Linked DNA regions of Homo sapiens: regions 1 and 2 are each linked to region 3. Evidence: chromatin loops called from intact Hi-C (ENCODE). Cell type or tissue: dorsolateral prefrontal cortex. All regions are shown on one strand.

Region 1 (2,500 bases), 69 kb before region 3:
CGGAGCTCACACTTGGAATTCTGGTATATTCCTTTCTCCCTCCCCATCCTCACCTGTCTGTGTTTGACACATGTTCCTAGACCCAAATTTAAGGCTCTCTCTTACAGGAAGCCCCCCACCGCAGTCCCTCATCTCCCCACTGTGTGCACCCCCCGGGCACTGCCCATGGTCTGCCATAGAGACCCCGTGCGCCCGTCTCCTGGCTGCGTCTGAGGTCAGGGCTGCCCGGAATTCCTCTCAGATCCTGGCCCTGCCTGCAGTAGGTGCTGCCTGCAGTAGGTGCTCAGTAGCTGTGGGTGGGATTTATCTGAATACAGCACATGCCCCTCCCCATCTTGCCCGGTCCAGAGTCCAGGGCAAGTTAGGGTCGGACTGTGTAATTAAACAGGGCTTGAGTGCTACTGGCACGCCCCCAGTCCTTCTTCCAATATTTGCTCTGGCTTCTAGCAGGAAGACGCTGAGACAATGGCCCTTGTTACCCTCTGTTTGAGTTATTTATTTTTTTCACTTTTCCCTCCTTCCCCTCTCGGGGGACTTGCCTCTCGCCCTCATCCCTCATGTTTTCCCTTTCACTTGACTGTCACTCTCATTGTCCTCCCGGGGCCGGGAACGCGGGGTGACAGGCAAGGGGAGCCCAACCAGGCTGGGAGGCTGGAAATATAGTCATTAATGGGACCCGCGAAGCCCAGATGTCCTCCCTGAATGCGGGTAATTTGTTTTTAATGAAAAACCATGCGGTGACCCTGAACAAATGAATTTTCTTTATAAGGAGTCTATGTGCAACGGGCACAAATAAAGGGCCCGAAACAGGGAGACTTAAATCCAGGGCTGAAAGAAAGAAAGAAAGGAAGAGAGAAGGAGTGGAAAAGAGAAAGAGAGATAAAAGAGGGAGGAAGGAAAAATGTGAAATGACAACTGTGTTACCATACCCTTCGCCTGAAGAGCAATCCCAGGCCAAAAATGCCTTGGGCATTGTCCTGCCAGGGCAGGGTTTCTGACCGCTGTGGCCATCGTGGGGTCTTGTTCACAATGCTGCTAAGAAGACGAACCCCCACCTGGACGGAGCTTTGCTATTCATGTGCCCCTTTCATGTATAATTGCAGTGGAGCCTCACGGTAGCCCCTTTTACAGAGGTGAAAACTGAGGCTTAAATGGTTTGCTAGCAAGTGGTTCAGTCTAGATGACAAGGGAAGGATTTTGCCAATTTGGAGTGTGACTCTTAGAAACACTGTGTTACAGCCCAGAAATTGCTTTCATTGTGTGATGCAAAAGAAGGGTGTGGCACGAGCAGGTCTAAGCGGGGACACCAGGTGTATACCGAAGAGTCTTGGGTTGAAGCAGTTTCCCATAGCCCCTACAACTTTGCACTGGACCTTTGTGAATGAATAGCTTTTCCATGGGCACTGCGGGTGTGGGGTTCCTGGGTAGAGAAGAACTCCCCAGGAACGAGCCAGACACATTTGGAAAAACAAATGCAAAGAAATTGGAATCTAGCCTTGGGAAGCAGGAGACCAACCAAGGCCCCCCCCCCACCACCCCATCCAGGACATTTTGTAGGCTGTAGAGCTGGCCACTGGGGGCAGCGGCAAAGACATTGATTCAACAGAGGCCCTAGCCGAGGGCCTTGCCTTTGGCTTTGGAGAAATCTGCTCTGCAGGAGAAGCTTTGAAGGCTGTTAGCCCTGTGTAGATTGGGCTGTGCCTGTGTGGAGCGTGTTGTGTGTTCAACGGAGAGGCCGTTGTGTGTTCTGTAGCTGCTTTTCCGTCCATCACTGATGGACAGGGCTGGACTCAACCTTAGAAATCAACCCAGGGCTGTGCAGATGAGGATGAGGAAAGGACTTGTTCAAAGTCATATGGCAAGTCAGAGGGGGAGCCAGGTGGCCCTCTTTCTGCCCTATTGTCCCCACCCCCCTCAGTTCCTCACCGAAGCAATAAAAAAGAAGCTATTTTGTCTCCTGTCCTTGTGCAGAACTGGTATAAAAAGGACGGTTCCTGGATGCCCTGGCTTCTACAGCAACACAAATCGAGACCCCCACCTTCACCCCAACTTTTGTTGTGCTCTTCCTGAATGCAGATCCTCTCCCAGGCCCTGGGACCTGGCCAGCTACAAAAACATCTTCTCTTAAGTCTCAGGCTTCTGTGCCTCAGTGGATCCAGGCAACGGTGGGCTCCCCAGGTCTGGCCGAGGTTGGTCTGAGACCTGCAGGTACGCCGGGGCACAGCTCCCCTACCCAGAGTCAGGTAGCCAGACACAAAGAAATGATTGTTTTCTGTTCCTGGGTTCAGTTTCCCTCTGGAAGCTGTGACCCAGTTAGAAAGTCAGACAGATAGAAAAATCTGACCACGACCCCAACTGAGGTTCTGAAGTCTTGGCTTCTATTTAGGCCTCTGCCTCGAACGCTCCCTGGTGAGGCCCGGCCCGCCCGCGCTTCTTCAGCCACCAGGAGCAGACCTTCCTAGCCGCTGGTTTCCTCCATAATTGATGATTTATTCCCCAC
Region 2 (2,500 bases), 530 kb before region 3:
TACTTATGGTTTATAAGATATACCCTGACAAACTGTGGCCATAAGCCTTTCTTAGGCCAGAAAGGAAGTCAAGCACACTCATTTCTCTACTCTTCCCCATTTCCCGGATAACAAATAGTCTATTTTTTGAAGTGTGAATTCTAGGCATTCAAAACATTATATATAAAAAAACAATTAAGGCTTAATTCTTCTAAAACAGTTACATTTGCTTCCTGCTTAAACCTTCAGTTAAAATAAAAGGCAGTAGGGTTGAAATACATTTTAACAATGCACACAAAGAAATCAAATGCAAAATTAAACATAAAAGATGCATTGTCCTTTTCGATTCTTAACACATACAGCCCTCAAATAGCAAACTCCTGGTTACTTTTTAAAGTAAGTAGATTAAAAACAAGATTAACCAAATGTCCAACTCATGTCAAATCATAGCCTCTACTAGTTAAAAATTCTGTTGGTTGTAAAACTCTGTTGGTGGCCATATTGGCCTAGGATTTTTAATATAAATGAGAGTAGAAATGACAGGGGGTGGGGGAAGGGACATTCTTTCTCGAATAAAGGGGGAAATTTTTATCTAGAATGAGTTATTTGAAAGATGAAAAAGAACATTAAAAGTCAGGCTCTACAAAAATCTGAAAATGTAGCAGAAATGAAAATACAAGAAGTTATATTTTAGCTATATTATTAAACATTTAAAAGCATTCTAAACATTTTTGAAGGAGGTAAAAATATTAACTATTTGAGGAAATTATGTACTTGTTAAGTAAAAACAATATTTTTTTCTTTTTTTCATGGTCTCCAAATTGATAAAGACATTAAATTATATAATTATAGAATCATTAAAACATAGAAAGATGGTGTCACCAGATGGTTGTTATAATATGGATGTTTGTGTATATGTAGTCTTTTTAGTTTTATTAGCATGAACCCTTTAGAATGATGGTCTTTAGCTTTTATTAATGTAGTCGAGTCTAGCTGATTAAAAAGCTATTATATTCATATACAGGTTGTTGAAGATATTTCATTTTATTTTTCTTGAAATTGTTGAAAATAGTGAACACTTCTATAACTTTCTTCTTAGTTCTGAAAGTGTTTTAAGGAATTTTTTATTTGGAATATTTCAAAAGTCCACTTGTAACAATCAACTACACCACCTTTCTTATGTGTTTGAGAAACAATATTCTGTTTAACCTATAGACTTTTTTGGTTTTTAAAGAAAACGACTCCTGGATAAACATTAATTTACTGTTAAAATTTAAGTCGTTCTGTAAATGACCCTCTAGTTGGGAGGCAGATAAAAGCAACTGTAAAGCTCCCAAATATAAACATCTCCAAACTGGATACTAATCATCTTTGCCATCATTTGGGGTAAGAAATATGACAATTTTGGTTAGAAAAAGTAATTAATCAATGCTTAAGTGTAGAAAGCTCCAGAGTTTTAAGCAGACTGGTTTAAATGAATAAGTAGTAACAATTCTAACTGAGGCTTCATTACTTGGTCACTGCGCTGATTGACTCAACATTCATGTGTGAGGGCTACTAGGAGTCAATAGATGGCAGTCCATCGCCTAGTAAAAGAGCTGAAGATGACTAAAATCATCATGCATCTTGTTTTTATTCAAGACTGAATATTGCTTCATTGCATACATTTGGATATTGTCCATATACTGATAATTTAAATAATTACTTAACTATTTTATTTTAGAGACACTGATATATGCACAAGTTCATAAACATGCTAGTTTTATATTTATACTTGCATAGTAAACTCATTATTAATTTCAACTTGATAATTTATAAACTGTGATGGCAACTTCAATATTATTTTAAAAAATTAACCAGGATTCCAGATTGGAACAAACAAAGTTTTCAAATTGAATTTGTTATACCTATAAATAGAATATATTGTAATTCCTTAAAAAGTAAATTTATTTTGTATTATTTTTTCCTAATGATTCTTTTTAAAATTTATGTTTCTGAACAGCTAAAATATTAAGCAAACCTTCAAATATTTCTGTTACATTGAAACAAATTTTTACCCTTTAACTATAGGTATATAAACGAACACAGGTGTAAATAATCAAAAGAGCAGCTTTAAAATCATACTTCCTACACTTCAAGATTGGAATTGTTTAAATTAGGGGAAAAGCTAAAATAAATGCAATGTCAAATCTATAAGGATATTACTTTATACAGTTACAAAGAGTAGCTCTGTCATCTTGAAAAGTATAACATATAATTAGATTCTAATTAAGTTTAGGCTGTAATGATTTCACTATATTATGATAGGATAAAAAAACTGCTACATAAGCACAAACAATGTATTCAGATGAATTACATTTGTAATATATATGTGTAACATACATGGGTATGTATATATTTTTGGGTATAACACTTAAGTTTTTAACAAATCCTAATTTGAGATTTGAGGAATAGTTGAGGAGTTACAGCTTTCTACTGAAAATCTTTAAAAAAATTAAATGGTAATCACAAAATGTGAAAA
Region 3 (2,500 bases):
TTAACATTGACTTCAAGATTGCAAGGGGAGTGTTTAATTTGCTCAAGAGACCCACTGTCCTCAAGGACTCCAGTCCATTAGCTTTTGTCCAACTAATGACAAGTGAGTTTTCTATATTCATTAAAGCAGACTTGGGATTTGGCTTGAGGGGCAGTGAACTGGAGAGGAAATAGCACTGGACTCAGGAGGAATGTTCTTGATTACTTGCCGTACGTTTTGAAAAAGAATAAAATGGGGTTTTCTAAAATCCTTTAAAGTCAGGCTTTTTCTGATATGGGCAGGTGAACCTTCCAGTGGAAACCAGGGGTCCACAGAAAGGAAGTTTGCAGGTCAGCTCAAACCAGCTCAACTAGCTCAGGTCACCCACCAGCTACTTTCCAGTGCTCTCCCAACAGGCTGGGCTGGAGGAGACAGAGATTTGAGAGATCAAGCCTTGCCTTGGAGCACTCACAATCTAAGGGGGGAAACTGAGGCAAAAACACCATCCTGCAGGTGAGGGCAGGGAGCAGCCCTTGCTGGTCCCCCAAGGCCCCGCCTCTCCTGCCCCGCCTCGCAGAATTCAATGGATCTCAGCACGACAAATATTCATCAGGATCCTGGTCAGTGCCAGAAGTGTTGAAAAAAGGCAAAAGTTCTCACCGTGCTGCCTCTGCCCTGTTCTCTGCACCTTTGCTTGCTTCAGCCACCCCATGAGAGATGGAGTTGGGGTTATTTCCTGACCTGCTCAGAACAACTCCCCAAATGCCTACAGAATGCCTAGAGAATGCCAGGAGGTTTCTGAAGCTGCTGCTGGCATAAAGAAGATCGTTGTGTAAATTATGAAAGAGCCCTTGAATTGTCAGGGTTTGGAAGGACACAGATGGCTCACTCAGAAGGGGTGATTGGAGAGTTTACCGAAGACATTATTTATGAAGGTGTGGTCATGGCTAAGAAAAACTAGCAAAAGGTGGTGAAATACCCTAGCAACAGAGGGGAGCTGTTACCGCCCTTAGACCCAAAGGGACCACAGAAGAAAGCAGTTATGAAATCCCACTAGGGCTGCAGCTGGGGAGATTTTGACAGACAAGCACAGCCACTGCCAAGCCAACAGGGAGGGAAAAAAGGAATAAATACTCAAGCCTCTCTCCACCACCTCCTGCCTCCTGCCGGTGCTTCCCCTTGGCTTCTCTGCCCAAGAACAGAGATCCCATAGACACTGGCCTTCCAGGGCACAGAGCAACAGGGAGAAGGGTGAGAGCAGGTGTGGGGGTAGAGATGGCCAGCCCCAGTTCCTCCAGATATTTGCTGCCATCTGCCGGAATGTCATGATAAACATTCCATTCTACAATATGATGTAGATGGCGGCCCAATGTTGGCCTGTACAATCATTGGTGGTAATGCTGCTGTAGTCAGGACTGACCCCAACCTCACTCTTGCTCACCCCTGTCCAGCTCATACTCTGGCTCTTCCAAACACCCTGAACAGAAGTCCTACCCTTCCTTCCCTATTTTCACGTACGCCAGTCTAGAAAGTCCAGGGCAAATACCACCTCCTCCCTGAAGCCTGCCTGATGATTCATGAGGGGGCCTCTCTTCTCTCTCTGTCTGTCTCTCTCTCTCTCTCACACACACACACACACCCCTGGCTCCTCTTTGGGAGTAGAAAGCGGGCTCGTTCATTCCGGAATTGACCCTTGAGTCCCCTCTGTCCGTAAGGAAAGCGTCCACGAAGCCGTTCACCATTGTGTGCCTCTGTCTGTGCCTCCTCCACAGGCACAGGGGTGCGTGCAGGGAGCCCCACCAACAGTGAGCCCGACAGGCGGGATGTGAACCCTGGCTCCACCTCCAACTAGCCTTTGGTTTGGGGCAAGTCACTTTACCTTTCTGAGCCTCAGTTTTCCCATCCCACCCATGGGAATGATAATCCCTACCTTGGGGCTGTTGTGAGAATTCCGTAAGATCCTCTGTGTGGCACTCACTAGATGATAGGGTCCCTTCTCTTCCCCCAGTAGAATGGGAGTCCTCAAAGTCACCGAGGGCACATCGTGTCTGTCCTGACCCAGCCTCGGCTCTCAGGATGGCCTGCGACTCGGAGTGGGCTGGTAGAGTGTGCCAGTTAGAAGGGCAACCTCTGGGTAGCCCCTGGGCAGTAACTTGGGCAAATTACTCGGCCTCTCATGCTGTGTTTCCTCATCTTTAAACCAAATAAGAGAAACAGCAGTGGTGTTCCTAGCTAATACCCATGCAGAGATTACTGGGCCTTTGGCACCATTTTGAGTACCTGAAGTACATGAACTCATTCTATCCCTAAACCACACCAGCAGGTGATATGGTGGCTTTTTCCTGTTCACCAAACATTTCCAGTTGTCTTTCAGGCACCTAGTAGGGTTGCATTTCCCCACTACCTTCAAGTTTGATGCGGTCGTGTGACTTGCCTTAGCCAATAAAATGTGAGCAGCAGCGTCATCTGTCACTTCCTGGTGGAGCTTCCTCCAGAGCTTTGGGAATCAGCAGACCCCAGC

What was found. Hi-C counts contacts between places; a loop is a spot of excess contacts. Peaks named below come from ENCODE experiments on the same cell type or tissue, not always from the same donor. Only the 100,000 strongest peaks of a DNase experiment are listed, where the experiment ranks them.
Region 1: it touches region 3 in a loop (3-fold over the local background); 15 of 110 quality-filtered maps call a loop at or near these places.
Region 2: it touches region 3 in a loop (4-fold over the local background); 2 of 110 quality-filtered maps call a loop at or near these places.

What each region holds. Positions count from the first base shown.
Region 1 is chr9:36,866,092-36,868,591 of GRCh38, reverse strand. The region is part of intron 8 of PAX5 (paired box 5); the gene reads left to right. Among named protein-coding and RNA genes, the nearest start is that of MIR4540, 3.0 kb to the right of the region's middle. RefSeq lists an enhancer at 1-652. In dorsolateral prefrontal cortex, no CTCF peak of the experiment used is centred here; no DNase peak of the experiment used is centred here; H3K4me3 peaks cover 483 bases.
Region 2 is chr9:37,328,830-37,331,329 of GRCh38, reverse strand. All of the region lies in intron 6 of ZCCHC7 (zinc finger CCHC-type containing 7), which reads right to left. Among named protein-coding and RNA genes, the nearest start is that of LINC01627, 65 kb to the left of the region's middle. In dorsolateral prefrontal cortex, a CTCF peak has its summit at 1,550; no DNase peak of the experiment used is centred here.
Region 3 is chr9:36,797,229-36,799,728 of GRCh38, reverse strand. All of the region lies in intron 2 of LOC105376030 (a long non-coding RNA gene), which reads right to left. Among named protein-coding and RNA genes, the nearest start is that of MIR4475, 25 kb to the left of the region's middle. RefSeq lists a silencer at 1,196-1,395. In dorsolateral prefrontal cortex, CTCF peaks have their summits at 1,075 and 1,274 (motif pointing left); a DNase peak (open chromatin) is centred at 1,244; H3K27ac peaks cover 1,815 bases.